Linked DNA regions of Homo sapiens: region 2 is linked to region 1. Evidence: chromatin loops called from intact Hi-C (ENCODE). Cell type or tissue: breast epithelium. All regions are shown on one strand. Links, peaks and the distances in the headings refer to the core of each region. The heading gives the core; the rest is flanking DNA.

Region 1 (8,852 bases), core at 552-8,551:
GGGGTTGTGGGGTGGACGCCCCCCCCCCCCCCGTGCCAGGACCTGTTGGCGGGCATCCAGGTTCTGCTGGCGGTCGCCCAGCTTCCAGTGTCAACGGTGGATATCGAGCACGCTCAGGCGGGAGTCCGGGACTCTCCTTCTTCAGAGAGTCTCAGGAGATTGTGAAGCGGGCTGAGATTTCGAGATTCCTTCCTCGCCCTAGAGCCGGCGCCAAAGAACTGCAGATACTGTCCAGGGCACGCCCGCAAGAACTAGCTCTCGGGGCGGTGGCGTAGGGCGCTCCAGGACACTCTCCGAGCGCGGCACCTCACCAGACGCGCCTTTTACCGAACTCTGGGTTGGCGAGTGTGGAGCGAGTTGGGGAGGTTAGAGAGTCTCGCGGCTCCGAAAAGGAAAAGCATCTCTTTGCCTCAGTTCTTGTACCGCTGGTGATCAACCTTGGGTGTTAGGGACTGGCACCGAACCGGAGATCTGCTTGGTGAACTGAGAGGAGTCCTTAGGAGAGCGGGGACGCCAGGGGCCGGGGGACACTTCGCTCTCGCCCTAGGGAAGGTGGTCTTGACGCTTTCTATTGAAGTCAAACTTGAAAATATCAGCTGCCGCTGGACTATGGGGCTAGCGGGGGAACTGGGAGCGCGCTAGCATCTGAGCCTTAGCCCCATCCACTCCGGACCCCAAGCGCGCACGCCGGCTCCAGGGAAGGGCGCCTCTGGTCTAGGCCGCCGAAGCGTTCGGAATGGGGACGATTCTCTGCTGCAGCGAAGTGTCCCTAGAATTTTCACAAGGAAACCCTGAGCTTCTTCTCAGTCCTCCTCTTTCCCTGACCCACCCTGTCCGTCAACGCACCCTCCTCCCGTACCCCAATATTCACTCCTCTCCCCAAGTCCTGAGCGTGCTTAAACAGAGTCGAAACAAAACAAGCATGTCTTTAATTCTCCTCTCAAATAGTTTGAAACTACTTATACAAAAGTTTCTCAAACTCTATTTTTCCGCCTCCCCTGCTTCCCTGTTATGGTTATCTGGGGGTCTCCAAGCCTCCTGGGAATGGCCAAGTTTAGGAGCTTCAGCCTGTTTGGGCCTGGAGGCTCCAGCGCCTGCGGTGATGGGAGCGGCGTGGCCAGCGGGGCCCGGCAGCCTGTTGCCCTCCAGCTGCAGGGCTGAGGTCCGCGAAGTGCGTTGAGGCGGCCAGAGGGCCTCTCCTCAGGCCTGAAAGTCGCCCTTCTCCCCGTGCATCGGGAGCAGGCGCGTGGCCCTGAACTATGCTTGGCGGGTGGCTGCAGGCGACAGGGAAAGAGGGGCCGAGCTGGGGAGGGGGGTTGTCCCTGGGAGAGAGGATGCGGGTACGGTGCGGTCGGCCCGGGGTCGGATCCCAAGACGTTCCCCAGTGCCCCTAGAGGGCCTGCCACGGCTTCCCGATGGCCTGGATGTGCTCCTTGGCTTTCAGACGCAGCGCCGCGATGCTGCTGTTGCGCGGGTCCGCCTCGTCCAGCGGGAACTTGTCCCCGAAGCCGGGCCCGCACGGGTAGGAGGGCGGCGGCGGCGCGAGAGGTTGCAGGCCGGGGCCCAACGGCGGGGAGTTCAGGAAGGGCGGAGGCGGCGGCGGTGGCGTGTAGCTGGCAGGCAGGCTCTGCGCCGGCGGCCCGAAGCCCGGCAGGCTCTGCAGCGCCGTGGCGCCCCCGCCCGGCAGCGGCGGCCCGAGCCAGGACTCCAGCGGCAGCGCGCCCCCAGCCGGCCCGCCACCGCTGCCCGGGCCCGCCCCGAGGGGCGACAGCGTCGCGGAGGGCGGGGAGCGGCTGAAGGAGAGGAGGGGCGAGTCCTGCAGCTTCATGGAGGACACTTCCAGCTTCTCCTGCCGCCGCCACTTAGCCCGTCGGTTCTGGAACCACACCTGCAGGAGAGAGCACAGGGGCCGTCGGGCAGCAGCGGAGGCTGCGGCCGCGTCCCCAACCCTGAGCCGGTTCAGCTCGGCGGGCTCCACTCCGTCCCCCTCAAATAAAACTAGGGGCGCAACTGTTATGCATGTGCCGAGAGAGGCCCGGATCTTCCTTCCTTCCACCCACTCCTACTCCTCCCACCCCGCGTTCTCTTTTCTTTTCCATCCCCTTTCTCTCTCTCTCTCTCTCTCTTTTTTTTTTTTTTTTGGCCTCTTCTCTCCATTATCGCCTCTTCTGAGTCTCTTTGTCCCATCCTAGTCCTCCGTGGCGTCCCACCCTTTTCTCTGTTTATCCATAGCTGTGGTTGTATCTGTTTCCAACTCCTAGTGCGTAGCAGAAGCTCAGAAAAAAAAAGTGAATTTAACTCCGCAATCGAATCGTAGAACTTTGAAACGAGATCTCACCAATTTTCTGTGACCTTCTGGTTGGCAGCCCCTCCTAACAGTTTAGACTTGCTTGTTCTCTGTATGGTACAGATCTAAGTTGCTGTATTTTGGTCTCAGACTTTCTCTGCTTTACCTACCCTTTGTCTCTAAATACAGGTATAAATAAATATTGTTAAGTAGAGTAATTGGCAAGAATGGGCGTTAAAATTCAGCTCTTTTCACGGATTACTGGTTATGATAACTAGATAGGAGCAAGTGGGGTTTATTTTGCCCCAACCATATTTGAATTGCTGCTTTAATATTTTTATTTTTATTTAATTAATGTCTGCTTACTATTTCTGCTGTTTGTTATTACTTTCAAGGAGTACAATCATTCCAGTCTATTATATCTACTTTTACATTACAAAGTTAATTTTGACATTACCCTAAGACCTTAGCTCAATGACAAGGTTTTTTGCTTCTTCTTCTTTATCTGTACGAAGTCCTTGCCAAGAGTAACGTCGGGTTCTTCCAATGAAACTTCATTACTGATTTGATAAAAGTGCTGGAATATGTGTAATTACATTTTTACTACCAGTTCCACCTTCACAGGCAAGACAGAGAATCCGTTTAGTAGAGAACACAAAAGAATTTCAGCCAAACTGGTGGCTTTAGTGCTATATTTATGAAGGGAAATGGGGAGATTGTTGCAACCTCAGAAGGGAGAAAGTAGTTTTCAGTCAATAAGGGCAGGGGACCCCCGAGGAGAGCTGAAAGAACAGCAATCCAGCACCCAAGCACCGCAGGGCAAGTGTGTGAGAGGCTGCAATTAGGGAGAAAAAGAGAAACAACAAAAGTGTAAGTACCCTGTACCATCCTAGAAAAGATTCATCTGCATATCTAAGGCCTCAAGTCTCCCTTAAATATTAGATACTTGCCAACAGTAGAGAAAAGAAACACTGATTTGGGTGAGGGCTCCTGTCCCACCACCTTCTCGGCTTCCCTGTCTGTCCCACTCAATTCCCTACCACATCAGCTGTAGCCTTCAGATCTAGTGTCCCAGGTTATAGACTGAAGGATTGAGGTCGGTTATTGCAATGCTCTACTGCTGCCCTCGGTGTGGGAGATCCTGCCTAGTATCTCTACCATCTGATTACATCATAGTCATGTGTTAAGAATGGCCATATGCTGGGTGCTGTGCTGGCCCTGTGGTCACAAAGAAGTCACAGACACTGTTCTCAAGAATCTCACAACTTAGAGGAGAAGCCAAAACTCCTGAACAAGTAATGAGGGAGGATGCAGGTGGGCTCAAGTGCCCAGGGAGCTGAGTCTGCTTTGCTTGGATTCTGTAGGGTACTGGAAGGCTTTGCCTCTACTCTTTCTCTTGTATTCATTCCCTCTCCCATCCTTCTTTTTTTGAAAGCAGGTGATAAAATTTCCACCCCTTCAGTGAAATCACTGCAGCTTTACTGCCCCAAATTAGGAGACATTGAACTGTCCTTGCTGGTTAATCCCAAGTCACATTAGGGAATTATATTTTTTAAGCCATGACTTTTACTCATTACTTTCAACTCTTAAACTAAGCAGAAAAGAAAAAGCAGCAGCTTGTCCTCTTTTACTTTTAAGACATGGATAAAAGCTCCGAACACTTGAGTGTTCTCATTTCCTGGAAATCTAATTTATTAGACACACACAAAAATCCCATCTTAGTTCCACTGCCTTTCAGATGCAGTGAAATTTGTTCCCAATGTCTCTCTTTCAGCCCTCTGTAAACTCTCCCAATTTGGAAATCCTCCCAGATTTTTCACAGATGACTAGCAAATATTTAAGGCTTTCAAATATTTTAATGATCAGGGATTAAAGATAATTCAGCTTTAATTAAAGCGAAAACCCCTTTACAATAAAAAGAAAAGGCCTTTGCAGCGAGAAGTTTGGTTGGATGTGCACCAGAAAAGGAAAAGTCAGTTTCTTAAATAAATCCACCCGAAGTTTCAACTGCGAGGTGCCAGGCCCTTCGCAAGGAAACAGGGTTTTCGTTTCCAACTCGGTATTCGCAGCTAGTGACGAGGGTGGCATTTGGGGCCCCAATCCTGTCACCCTCGATCACTACCTGCATTCCATTTCCACTCAGCAACCCCCAACCCCTTCCTGGCTATGTCTAATGAGCTGTCGGCCTCTTCATCTTGCAAGTCATTCCCATCTTCTATTTTGAGTTTAGAAGAGGGAAACCCCCAAAGGGGAGCTCGTACTACAAACTGGAACAGACTGCTTGAAGGGCGATGCACAGGGAACATCGAAGATCTGTGCCTCTCCCTTGAGACTCTGGGCATGCCAAGTCGAGGAAGGACAGTAATAAATGCATGGACACCCGTGAATTCCGAGAAGCATTGGCTGCAATTTGGGCCTCGGGCCCTCCCAGATCCCAGTTCCTCAACCTGGGCGCTTTACCTGGACCCGGACCTCTGGTAGGTTGACCTTGCCGGCCAGCTCCTCGCGGCTGTACACGTCCGGGTAGTGGGACTTCTCGAACGCGCGCTCCAGCTCATGCAGCTGGTACGTGGTGAAAGTCGTGCGGTTCCGCCGATGCTTTTTCTTGGGCTGTTCCTCCTCTGACAGTTTCGCTTCGCCGGTGGCTGGCCCGACGGGCAGCCCTGGGCTCGGCCGTGCCTCCCCGGGCTCCTTGGGGCAGTAGGGTCGAGGGGCTGGGGCGACGAGGCCCGGGAGGGTCAGATGCACTCCCCAAAACACCCTTGGGCCGACCCCGCCTCGCTGTGGGCACTGGCCAGCCCGCCTGCGGGCTCCGAGATGGCCCGGGGAGGTCCGTGGTGAGGGCGGCGATGGGTCCTAAGCTTTCTCTGAATGCAAATTGGAAGCTCCCGCCATAGACGGTCCCCAACCCCGCGCCCAGTTGCCTTAATAAAAGTTAAGGAAGGGGCGCTCTCGTCTGGCCAACTCCTAAGCTCGGGCGCCCGAACGGCCTCGCACAGCCAGGGGTGCGCACTCACCTTCGTACTCGGGGGCGGGCGCCGGGGCTGGCGGCGGGGAGGGCTCGGAGCCTTCCTCGGGCGCCTTGGGGCAGGCGGGCCGCGCGCCCAGCCTCCTATCCCGCTCCTTCGCGCCCCGGGCGCCCCGCTCCGCCGGGAAGGTGCCGAGGATCCCGTCGTCCTTGGTAAACCCCAGGATGGCCTCGATGCTGTGAAGTCGCGAGGTGCTCCCGCCCGGGCTGCGGAGCAGGTGGCCGGCAAGCGAGAAGCTCCCGTCGGCCATGGCTGGCGCGCAGCCCGGCAGGTGCATGGGGAGCGCCGGGAGGCGGGAGGGCGCTTTGGAGACGGAGAGGAGAGGCTCGAAGCCGGGTCTTCCCGAGTGCGGCGGTGCAACCCGACGGGTCCCGACCCTAGGTCAAGCTCCGCGGGCGAAGCCCGCCCGGGCTGCGCACGCTGGGGGTGGCCGAGCGCTCAGCCCGCTGCCGCCTTAGTCCCAGAAGTCGGAAGTTCGGGCTCGGGGTAGCTGGGGCTCTCGGCGCTAAAGGCGGGGAGCCAACTGGCCCTCGGCTCCTCCCCTCTCGCCCTGGACCCAGCCCCTTCTCTCGGCCCCTCCCTCCACAGAGGGGCGTGTCCTCACCCGGCCCAGCCACAGGGTCCTCTAGTGGCCACCCCTGGGCCGGCACTAGGAATATTCCCCTTCCACCTCTTGATCCGTTTTAAGCTTTACAAACACACTCCGGGGATCCGCGGCGGGATGCCTGATGGGCTCGGGAACCTGGTCGCGGCGCACCCCTAGTCCTGCCTCAGTGGGGCCGACGCCCTTGGGCTCATCTCTCCCCTTGCGTTTGTCTCCCTCTACTTCGGGCTTACCCTCTCACTTCAGACTACCCCCTGGGGGTCACCTCCCTCCTTGGACGCACCCCTCCCCAGCTTCAGACTCGCCCCTCTAGCCCCCTCTGGCTCACCTCCGCGGGGCCGCCACCCTGGCCTGTGCCCCCTGGAAGCGCCGAGACCCAGCCGAAGGCTTCCCAGCCCCGCACTCGTCGCAGTTTGAATTTCCCCTCGCTGGCTCCCTTTTCGGGACCCACTCCTTTCTTGGCTGGGTTGTACGAAGTCCCGGACCTCGCGTTTAGTTTGTCCGTCTATATCTGTTGTAACTCCTCCCAGTCCCCTCGGACTTGAGCGCCGGCAGCCTCCCTCCTTCCCCGCAGCGCCCACCCCAGGGCCATTTATGTCCGCAAGTCCGGTGACCTCTAGCGCCCGATCGCCCAGCAGGAGACTGGGAGCCCCGAGTCGGATGTGCTGCCGGGCTCAGGTCCCGCAGGAGACCCACCTGGAGTTCCTCGCTCCCGCCCCTTGTCCTGCGGGGAGGGCGGGCTCCTTTACTGATGAGCAGCGGTGTCGCACTCCCGCCTCCCTCCAACACTCCGGGCCAAGGAGATGGCCCAGAGCTGGCTGGGGAAGGACCTTCTCCCGGGGAAGAGGCCTCTCGCCTCCCCGAGGGTTCAGGAGTAATTGGCTTGCAGTTCTTTCTCCTTTGGACCCCCTCGAGGCTTCCGTGGCCCACAGTGACTGATCGGCCACTTGGAAAGATGATTGGATAGGGTGAGTGTGTTTCACCTCCAGCAGCGCGGATGGACAATGGCGCTGTGAACGTCTCACCCCTCAAATCTGAGGCGAGACCCGAGGCGAGCGCTTGGCCTTCCCTGAACTGGTGGCCTGAACCGTGAATTAAAATGCTTTCCTATAAAAGCTCAAGGACCTAGAGGACAATATCCCTAAAATCTCCTTTTCAGTAGGCGCTCTGATCTCCACAGCAGGGGTGTCTTCTTTATCCCGCTTGCGTTCAGACAAGCGTTTGCTGCGTCCCTTTAGAGGGCAAGGCAACCGTCGAGGGCCACGTCGTGGGCATCAAACAAATTGGGAAAGGCCAGGGCCGTTGGCCTGGTGGAGTTTAACGTCCAGTCTGGAAGACAAGACAAAGGAAGAGGGAAAACACACATCCTCAGATCCCCAACCTTTAAATTGGTGTTAGAAGGATGTTTGCGGAGGACAAGTCAATTTCTTAAGGATCATTCAATGGTTAATTCCCCATGATGGGCATATCTACTTTTAATAAAACTATATAATGGCAAACTAAAATAAGGGCAAGCATGTGACTGCAGGAGATAGAAATTGAACTAATTCAAGTCAGAAATTATCTTTTAAGAAAAAAGCTAAAATTAATGAAAGTTAATAGCACTTTACAGTGTTCACATATTACTTTATTTACTTATTATTTATTTGTCTGTTTATTTTAGAGACAGGGTCCCTCTCTGTTGCCCAGGCTGGAGTGCAGTGGCATGATGGTGGCTCACTGCAGCCTGGAACTCCTGGGCTCAAGCAATTCTCTCGACATGTCACTTTGTAGGTTTCAGAATCTTCTCACATTCTTCATGTCATCTGATCTTCACAACCTTGTGAGGTGAGCAGGACAGACATATTGGTCCCCATTTTACAGAAGAGGAAACTGAGGCTCAAAGTGATACAGCTATTAAGTGGAAGGGTCAGGACTAGAACTCAGGCCACTGACTCCTTGTCCAGTGTTTTCTGCCTGCAGCTCATTTGTAATTATTATTGTAGTGTGTGATCTTTTTGAAAAGAATCAAAGCCCATCTTAGCCTGCAGTCTGTCTTTAATCCTTCCCTGAGACTGGATTCTGCATCTAAGAGGCGGAGGTAGAAGCAGTTTAGCTCCCAGAAGAAATAAAGTCAGAGCCTATAGAGAGTGGGCTTTGGGTACCGGCATCCAGGGCAAATTAACAAACCCTCTGGAAAGTCCCCTGACAGACCAGGTTTTGCCTCCTCCTCCGCCCCTCCTCCACCTTTCCAGGGCCCACAAATGGCCTGGTGGCACCCGAAAAGGTCTGACTGCCAGTGACATAGACCAGGTGGCTGACGTGCTGAGGTGGTGGTGATCAGAGGGCAGCTGTGGGGATAATTAATTGGTATTTGTTGTTCCCCCTCTGACCGAGAATGCTTTTTATGCAAACTTCCCCAATATTAAATTGATCTCGATAATCACCGCTAAACAAAGATTGGCAGCGTTTCCTTAAGCTCCTGCCCACACGCTGCTAAGGGGTTTATGGCCTTGTTTTCCAAAGTTAATTCCTCTGGAACTGCCCAGCTCCTCCTAATAAGTCCAGGTGAGGTTAGCTTTTATTTACTGTTTGTTTCAGAGTCTGGGGAAAAAAGCAGAAAAGACTTCAACAGCCACTGGCGAGGGCAGGGGTGGTGGTGATGGGGGTGGGGGAGACAGGGCAGAGGAGGACAAGGGGGAGTTGGGGCTTCCTTTGTGCAGGACATAAAGAGCTAGTCAGTACCATTGTGGGCACGGTGGAGGGTACTCCAAGCAATCAGCCGGGGGTCATTGTTAGGGGCTAATCTACGTGTGTATTTCCCAAGAACTCGATTAGGGAAGATGAATGGACTGGGCCATGTCCCTAATTCTTCTAGCATGAAGCTGCATTTTTCCAGCAGTTAGGCTAGCTCATAATCAGCCCTGCTTCAGCAACAGTAAGGAGCCTGGCT
Region 2 (8,852 bases), core at 534-8,533, 410 kb after region 1:
TGTCTCTACTAAAAACACAAAAAATTAGCCGGGCGTGGTGGCGGGCGCCTGTAGTCCCAGCTACTGGGGAGGCTGAGGCAGGAGAATGGCGTGAACCCGGGAGGCGGAGGTTGCAGTGAGCCGAGATTGCTGCCACTGCACTCCAGCCTGGGAGACAGAGCGAGACTCCATCTCAAAAAAAAAAGAAAAAACAAAACAAAACAAAACAAAACAAAAATGAAGAAACAACAGCTGCAGTGGAGATTCCCTTTCATCCATCAGGTTACAAACCCAGCCTTAACTACATTCCTTCCAAAGGAGCGTAGGTTAAAATGCAGATTAGACAGATTAACTTGCAAGCAGGAGAAAGAAGGAATCAAACTTCAAACCAGCGGCCTGTTGATCTCATGCTAAACTCAAGTGATACCTTTTTATTAAGCTGAGACTGCCTAAATATGGAAAGGATGTTAATAAATACAAAAACCTGATAATTATCTGGGTTATTCAAGAGAAGCCTCATCCTTTTAGGAAGGTAATTTGGCTGAGAAAAAAAAAAAAAAAAAGGAAAGCTGTTTGGTATCTTTTTAAACATATATAGCTAAGTTGCATAGCTGTCTTGTGTCACCATTTCCCTCGGAATCTTTAAACAGAGCCAAATATGGAACCAGAACCCGGAGCAGCAGAACGATGAAAATGGCAGCAAGGCCACAGCCAGCAAATTTGCACATGAAGTCTTTACGAGGGCCCTTAGAGACACTGAGCAGAGGCTCTTTGGTCCATAAAATAAGTACATTCAGAAGGAGACACGTGTTGAAAAATAAGTCTGTAATAGAAACCTTAGTAAATATAAGAAACATACTAAGTCCAGTATGTTAAGATAAAAGATGTGTAAGAAATTTTATGAGAAAGCTGATCTGATGTCCCCTTTTCTTCCCACTTTATTAGCAGGAGTCTGCCCAAAGGCAACTCAATTTCTCCTTTTTAGGAAGGGAGTGGGTGCCGTGGGACTACAGCTCTCCATGAAGCGAGGAAGCTGATACTTCACCCTGTGTTCTGCTATCCTATGGCACAGCACATGTTCAAAGCAAGCAGTGAAATGCGAGCCAGCCAGTGGCCAGCCAGGGCCCTTAACACTTTGATGGGCTCCTGCACTTACCCAGCATGAGCTTGCAGCAGATAGCAGCCCACTTTAAAGCATAGACCTGGGGAGTAAAAAGACTTTTTCCTTTTTAATAATTGGGGAAGAAACCATTAAAGCCATTCAAGAGATTAAATCCACAGTGCAAAGATGGCTATCATGTTTGTAAGGCTGATTAGAGATAAGTACTGCAGAGTCTCCCTCAGTCGAGATGATCACCCTTGTGTTAAGCAAATCCCCTGGGCTGTAAACTAAATGCGCTTCTGTTTACTCTGCTCTCTGTGAAGGTGGGAGTGGTCCCTGTCAGACGGTCAGACCTGGAAGGAACTCAAGCAAAGCCCCATCCCCTCCTCTGAGGTTCGGCGAGAGCCAGAGGGTTTCTGGAGGACCCTGCAGTGGAAGGTAGGGAGAGGGTAGGTCATTAAAAACCATGTCTCCCAGACCGGGCGCGTTGGCTCATGCCTGTAATCCCAGCACTTTGGGAGGCCAAGGTGGGCAGATCATGAGGTCTAGAAATCGAGACCATCCTGGCCAACATGGTGAAACCCTGTCTCTACTAAAAATACAAATATTAGCTGAGAGTGGTGGCATGCACCTGTAGTCCCAGCTACTGGGGAGGCTGAGGCAGGAGAATTGCTTGAACCCAGGAGGCGGAGGAGGTTGCAGTGAGCTGAGATCATGCCACTGCACTCCAGCCTGGCGACAGAGCAAGACACCATCTAAGAAAAGAGACCATGTCTCCCAAGTTCCAGAACCACGTGCTATCTGGTTATATTAGATCTTCTGATTCATTTTGATAAAACTTAAGATGCTAATTTCAAGTATATCAAGATTAAAATCTGACTATACTGAAACAGAGACCCCCCCCTTTAGCATCTGCTACATTTCCTTAGAGAACTCTCCAGTGAACAGATGAATTATGATGCCTCCATACAATTAAATGCCATGCTGTGAAATACCATGCTGTAAAATGGCTTAGCACCCTATTTAACCAGGAGTAAGTATTCCTTAGCTATTAACTGAAAAAAAGCAATTGTAGAATAAACCCATTTCTGTAAGTGGTAGGTCTAAGGATATCTTAGCATATGCATAGAAAGATTAGGAAAAGTAAACTCCAACCCTTTGATCGTCTTTACCCTGAAAGGGTGAAATTGGATGACCCTCAGTTCTAACTTGCACATTGCTATGGTGTAAAACACGCAGAGTAAATATTGCCATGATCATAAACAAGGTAAATAAAGTCTTAAAAAGAGAATGTCCAAAACAGAGTTCTTTCTTCTTGTGCCCCCCCTTCCCTGTAGGAACTACAGAGTGGAGCTTTCCTTTGTAAAGAAATTATCAAATAATCCCTCTGTCTTCTTTTTTCCAAACCTAACAATCTCCATTCCCTTGGGTAGGTCAGCTGGGATGGTAGAAAAAGTGATATATATTTTCATATACTTTCCTAGAAGAATAAAAGTGCTTTCCCCTCATCATGAAGGCAGTTTCTTTTGGGATCCAAACCCCTGAATATTAGAACCCTAAAGAGTGTGAGTGAAACTCTCACCTGTTCAAGGCATAAGGATTTAGATATGCTCCTAGTGCTCTGAGCTTCACAAGACAAACGCAGACATCACCTCAATGACACACACAGGAGCATGTGTCAAACGTGTTAGGAAAATCCAATAGTGGGTCAATCTGTGCTAGCAAATGAACACAACTCCTAAGATCACACAAGTCATACATTTAAAAGGCTGAACAGTGGGAATTTTTCTTTTTTTAAAAAGACAGTTGGCCAGGCGGGGTGGCTCACGCCTGTAATCCCAGCACTGTGGGAGGCTGAGGCAGGCGGATCACCTGAGGTCAGGAGTTTGAGACCAGCCTGGCCAACATGGCAAAACTGCATTTCCACTAAAAATACAAAAAAATTAGCCAGGAGTGGTGGCGCACGCCTGTAATCCCAGCTACTCAGGAGGCTGAGGCAGGAGAATTGCTTGAACCCAGGAGGTGGAGATTGCTGTGAGCCAAGATTGCATCACTGTACTCCAGCCTGGGTGACAGAGTGAGACTCCATCTCAAAAAAAGAGAGGAAAGAAAGGAAAAAGAAAGGAAAGAAAGCAAGCCAAGGAAGGATTCACTGAAGAGGCAGGACCTGGAGATGCCGCCTGAGTAAACAAAGCCAGATGGCCAAGGGCTGCAAGCTGGGGTGTCCCTGCTGGAGCATCCCAGTCAGTACACATGAGCTCCCACCTCACCCCCTACATCAGTGACCACCAAGACATGGTCCCGGCTGTGCCAAGACCTCAAACCCCTCCCTTCCCTAGGACAGCAGGGTAGCAGCTGGACCACCAGAACTCCCAGGGCCAGTTGTCTTCAGCCTAGAGCACCCTTTTTCATTGACCTTAATGTGGTCTCTGCTGATTATAATTTACCTATATTTTATGGCCTGAAAATATGCTTCTAAACACTGAGGGTTTCTGGAAATTGACTCACAAAGCAGTGGGGGTGGTGGAGATGCTGAGTAACTGTCAGGAGTCCACTCAGATCCTCTCATGCCTTATCATTAAATCTCCTTTCCTACACTTTGGGAGGCCAAGGCAAGCAGATCACCTGAGGCCAGGAGTTCAAGACCAGCCTGGCCAACATGGCGAAACCCTGTCTCTACAAAAAATACAAAAATTGGCCTGGCGTGGTGGCAAGCACCTGTAGTGCCAGCTACTCAGAAGGCTGAGGCACAAGAATCGCTTGAACCTGGGAGGCAGAGGTTGCAGTGAGCTAAGATCGTGCCACAGCACTCCAGCCTGGGTGATAGAGTGGGACTCTGTCTCAAAAAAAAAAATTCTCCATTACTATAATATCCTCAGTAATAGGTTGCCACGCTCAAACTAGCAAGCTCTGAAATGTATTAAACTCAGGTCACTTATGAACCACTTTGTGTTTTGCCAGCCTCAAATTCAGAGATTCTTCATTAAGAGCCTCGGGGTACCTCTATACACAAAATGCAGTTGCATTTCCTTTTATTTCTTGCTTTATAATCATTTCCATTTCTATGATTTAGTCAGCATAATTGCTGTTGTAACACTCAAAAAGACAATTACATATACAAACTATGCATTATAGACAGACATATTTGGAGACTGCCTGGTTTAAGGTCATGTAGTAAATACAGAGCTTGAGTTATAACTATCTGGTCAAACCACAGAAAGCATTATGTTGTGATGCATACAGTTAACTCAAGCCCGTAAGAAGCCTTTTGTTTTCTGGGGTGGAGGGTGAGGGGTTGAGAAATTCTTTCAGTTATCAGGAGGACTGGAGAGTAAAGGCGTACAGATGGGATGGGAGGAGAATCTTGGACAGCATGTAGATGTCCCATCATACCATGTAAAAAAAAATGTGTTTGATACTCACAAGGAAAGAAAAACACAGCTTGACACTGAAAAGCTTTCATTTATAATATACTGAGCCATGTTTATATCTTGGGAGAAGATTCATGCAGTGCAGCAACAAAGCAAAATATATTTTTTTTAATGCACCAAAGGTCATTGAGTAGCTTTAGACACCAAGCTGAGAGCCTACAATACAAAATAAAGAGTGATGGAATTTGCACCCTGAGATTTGGAATGGCTCAGCTTAAGAAACCAAGAACTCATGAGGAGTGTCCTATCCTTGATCCATTCTCCTATTAGTCCCTCCATCACTTCCCTGACACCCTCAAACCACCCCACACAGAATGGAAAGGGTCTAACAAATGAAGGATTGGAGACACCAGGCACAGTGACTGTCACCAAGGGACCACTGAGGGACCTGGACCTGCAGCAATTGCAAAGGACACAAGAGACCCTGGCTTAGTGGCCATGGAATAAACAAAGACCATTTACCCAGCTTCTGACAAAGAACCAGGCTGCTCACAACCTTATGCTTTCTCCTCAAGTTTAAGTCAGAGGTTTTCAGCATACTGGAATCACATGAGGAGCTTTAGAAATTCCTGGTGCCTGGCAACCACCTCCAGAGTTTCTGGCATGACTTTGGTGTGAAAGGTGGCAAGCCAAGGTATGTGGAGCAGCCTGAATGCTGGGAATTTTAAAAACCTCCTCGGATGATTTCTATGCGCAGTCAAGGCTGAGAATCACTGCCTAGCACCTTGCCAGGAAGAAGTAAACAACAGAACATTCTGTTGTTATAGTGATATAGTGACGATTAGGACCGTGCTTCTCAACACTTGATGTGCATAGGAAGCACCTAGTGACCTTGTCAGAATGCAAATTGTGATTGGGTAGGTCTGGGATGAAGCCTGGGCACCTGCATTTTTAACAGTGATGTCTTGCTGTGAACAGAATAGTTTCTAATCTCCCCAAATTTGGCACCATCCTGGAGAGAGGCTCTGCAGAAATGAAAGTTACATGTAACATCATAGTAAAGCTTAATCCCTGTTATTTTAGATAAAGCTTAATCTCCATTATTCTTCAATGATGAACAGAATTTCATTTCATTGGATAACTCAGGACATTGTGGACAGTGATATCCATGGAAAGCAAGGTATGTATGACCATGTGTCCCCTTTATTAAGTGGCATCAGTGTGTGCTGGGTTTTTGGGGTCAGTGGGAATGATTTTTGTGACTACTTTTGAGGACTTGTCCAACTTTTGTTTTTAACCACTGGGATGAATGTCACTGTTTCCAGCAGTCCTCCCTTCCTTTAAGTGCCTCTTTTCAATTTGCAGTTGGCAGAAAAGCAAGGTAACCACAATTGTCAGGCCATCAAAAGCCCAGTGGTTGAGAAGAACACAGGCTCCAGAGTCAGACTGCCTGGCTTTGAAGCCCAGCCCTGCCATGCACCTGCGTGTGACCTTGACACTATGTAAGAGCTTGCATATATATAAAGACAAGCTAGAACAGCTTCTGACAGTGAGTCCTCACACACAGGGCAATCTGAGGCACTCATCAGACAGTACTTGATGCTTTTGTATATCCATCTTTGGTTCCTCACCTCAAAGCCTTTTGTGATACCTATTTTTTGTGATGTTTTCTTTGTAATATCCATTTTGGATTCAAAGCTCCCTTTATCATCATCCCTTTCCTTCCCCACTTCCTCCTTTTTCAGCTGTGTTTCAGATATAAGTTGTTGCCAATCATATACAGTATCTCCCTCCCTATGTCCACCCAACTAGGCCAGTGTGATCTGCAGAAAACCAACAATACCAAAACCAATTTTACAGAATTTTTAAAACCCTTCAAACTTTCTCAGAGATAAAAGCCTGTTGATATTACATTGTAAGTTTTTCTAATCATTCAGATTTGGCCAGAACTACACTCCAGTGCATTTTTGTTTGGGGGCAACCTTGCCTCTAAAGGGCATTATCGTCTGCTCTCATACAACCTGCAGTTGGTTCAACAAGTCTGTGGTCTAAGTGGGTTCCCAGGAAGGCACCTCAGCTCTACCATGCAATTTCACACCACAAAAAAATTGAGCCATTTCTTTGTGGGAAAATTCCAAAATGAAGCAAGGACACATTATCAAGAGCAATCCAAATGAAAGCTAAGAGGTCACAGTCACAGAAAAAGCCACAGTGTGGTCTGTGCTGGCTTACAGATGCCCTCCAATCTTCGAGGAAATAGCGCTAGACAAAAGAAGAGGGTTACAAAGCTTACATTTGTCTATCTATGCACCTTTCTAAGTTTAGCCTACTTAAGTTAAAATGGACATGTTAAAGGTCATGAACGTCCACATAACGTTAAATTTTTTCACAACTTCATCTCCGTAGGATCCTATTTCTGAACAGATCTGTGCCTGTGTTTTTTTCTCTACACCACATCATTCCTTTACCTTCCTATTACATCAAATGATGAATTCCAGTTTCCTAACTTTTCCCTTCCTTTGCCAAAATACCATTATCAGACTTTGTTTCTCTCACTTCAGAATATTTCTTTTAGACTGTTCTCTCCTTCTCCACTACTGTTTTCCACAGTCATTGTTAAAGCCATCACTATTTAGGAGTCTCCATGAGCTTTGTGGAACAAAACAGCTGGTGTTAAAAGGAAGTTCAAAAATTCATAAGTTTAGGCTGGGTTCAAGTGGCTCACACCTGTAATCCCAGTACTTTGGGAGGCCGAGATGGGTGGATCACCTGAGGAGCTCAAGACCAGCCTGGCCAACATGGCAAAACCCCATCTCTACTAAAAATACAAAAAAATTAGCTGGGCGTGGTGGCACATGCTTATAGTCCCAGCTACTCTAGAGGCTGAGGCAGGAGAATCCCTTGAACCCCAGAGTTGGAGGTTGCAGTGAGCTGAGATTGCACCACTGCCCTCCAGCTTGGGCAACAGAGATTCCATTTGAAAAAAAAGAAATTCTTAAGTTTAATCACTGATATATTCTGCATAGGGTACCTGTATAGTGTTATAATATATTTTTAGCCATACATGGAAAAATATAAAGTTATAACTGATTCCGAATACCTTCAATGAAAATGGCTTTTTTTCCCTCGATGGGTATTCCTCCAAATATATGCTATCATTTGATCTTTGAATGTAAAAATTTTTCTACTATACTAATTCAAAACTAACATTTCGGCTAGGTGCGGTGGCTCATGCCTATAATCCCAACACTTTAGGAGGCTGAGGAGTTCAAGACCAGCCTGGACAACGTAGCAAGAATCCATCTCTACAAAAAATTAAATTAGTCAGGCATGGTGGTGGGCTCATGTAGTCCCAGCTACTCAGGAGGATGAAGCAGGAGGATAGCTTCAGCCTGGGAGATTGAGGCTGCAGTGAGATATGATTGCACCACTGTACTGCAGTCTAGGCAACAGAGTGAGACCATGTCTCAAAAAACAAAAACAAAAAACAAACCCTAACATGTTGAAATGTATGGAGAGGTGGCTTTCAGCCTACAAAGCGTGTGATAATTGATATGCAAATCAATGAGGTAAGGTAGCAAACCAAGGTAACACTCAAGGGTTATTCTATTGGCACAGGAAGGCTTGTCATGGAAAGCCATAGAAAGGCAGCAGGAAGTGAGTGCTCAATCAACTCCTTGCAATAAAGTCAGCTTCTTAGAAACTGGCAGATTATGCTCATTTCGAGTATCACTTAGGAATGATGACTTGAAAGAAGTTCCAGCTCAACAAAAACTATGATTCCTGGAGATCAGAAAACCAAGTGACAACTAAAGATGCTTGGCCAAGAAATCCAAACACTGTAATATAAATAAGGTGATACACAGGTAAGTGACCCAAAGATGAAGATGAGTAAGTGACCGTCCCAAGGTCACCTTGAGAATTCAGACATGTGGATGAGGTGTTATAGATGGAAAGCCCCAATCCTGGTGTTTGTATTAAAGTGGATCTACAGGAGTCAAGTTTTCTTTTGTAAGGGGCTAGGCAGTAAATATCTGGGACTTTGGGGGCCAAATTGGGATTCTGTGTGTTCTTTTGCAATGCTTTCAAGACAAAAACTACTCAAACTATTAGTAGTACAAGAACAAGCCATGGGCCCTAGTTTGCCAATCCCTGCTCTCTACCAAACTCCCAGGATTAGACGCTACCTGTTGAGAGCCCCCCTGTATCTCCCACCAGTTCTGTTTACATAGCCTCCTGTGGGACAGCCCACGGGGCTGACATCCGTCCCTGTCATTCCCAGAGGGCCAAGGATGAGAAGCTTCACTCCAGATGAGGCAAATAGAATGTCCCACAGGAGTGGCCAAGAAGGAAAGGTCTAGAACGGATGTGGTCCCAGTTTCTGAAGTCCTCAAGGTCAT

Evidence for each region. A loop is a pair of places that touch in the nucleus more often than their neighbours do. Peaks named below come from ENCODE experiments on the same cell type or tissue, not always from the same donor. Only the 100,000 strongest peaks of a DNase experiment are listed, where the experiment ranks them.
Region 2: a loop joins it to region 1, with 14 times the contacts of the local background. A loop is called at or near these places in 2 of 110 quality-filtered maps.

The regions. Positions count from the first base shown.
Region 1 is chr18:59,267,614-59,276,465 of GRCh38, forward strand. RAX (retina and anterior neural fold homeobox) reads right to left here and starts at 5,841. Exons shown (of 3, transcript NM_013435.3): 1 at 5,305-5,841; 2 at 4,748-5,001; 3 at 1-1,888. The coding sequence starts at 5,593. The coding sequence ends at 1,391. RefSeq lists an enhancer at 1,166-1,676 and silencers at 1,461-1,671, 1,637-1,796. In breast epithelium, for the core only: no CTCF peak of the experiment used is centred there; no DNase peak of the experiment used is centred there; H3K4me3 peaks cover 3,489 bases; H3K27me3 peaks cover 7,701 bases.
Region 2 is chr18:59,680,525-59,689,376 of GRCh38, forward strand. All of the region lies in intron 2 of CCBE1 (collagen and calcium binding EGF domains 1), which reads right to left. Among named protein-coding and RNA genes, the nearest start is that of CCBE1, 12 kb to the right of the region's middle. In breast epithelium, for the core only: no CTCF peak of the experiment used is centred there; a DNase peak (open chromatin) is centred at 5,106.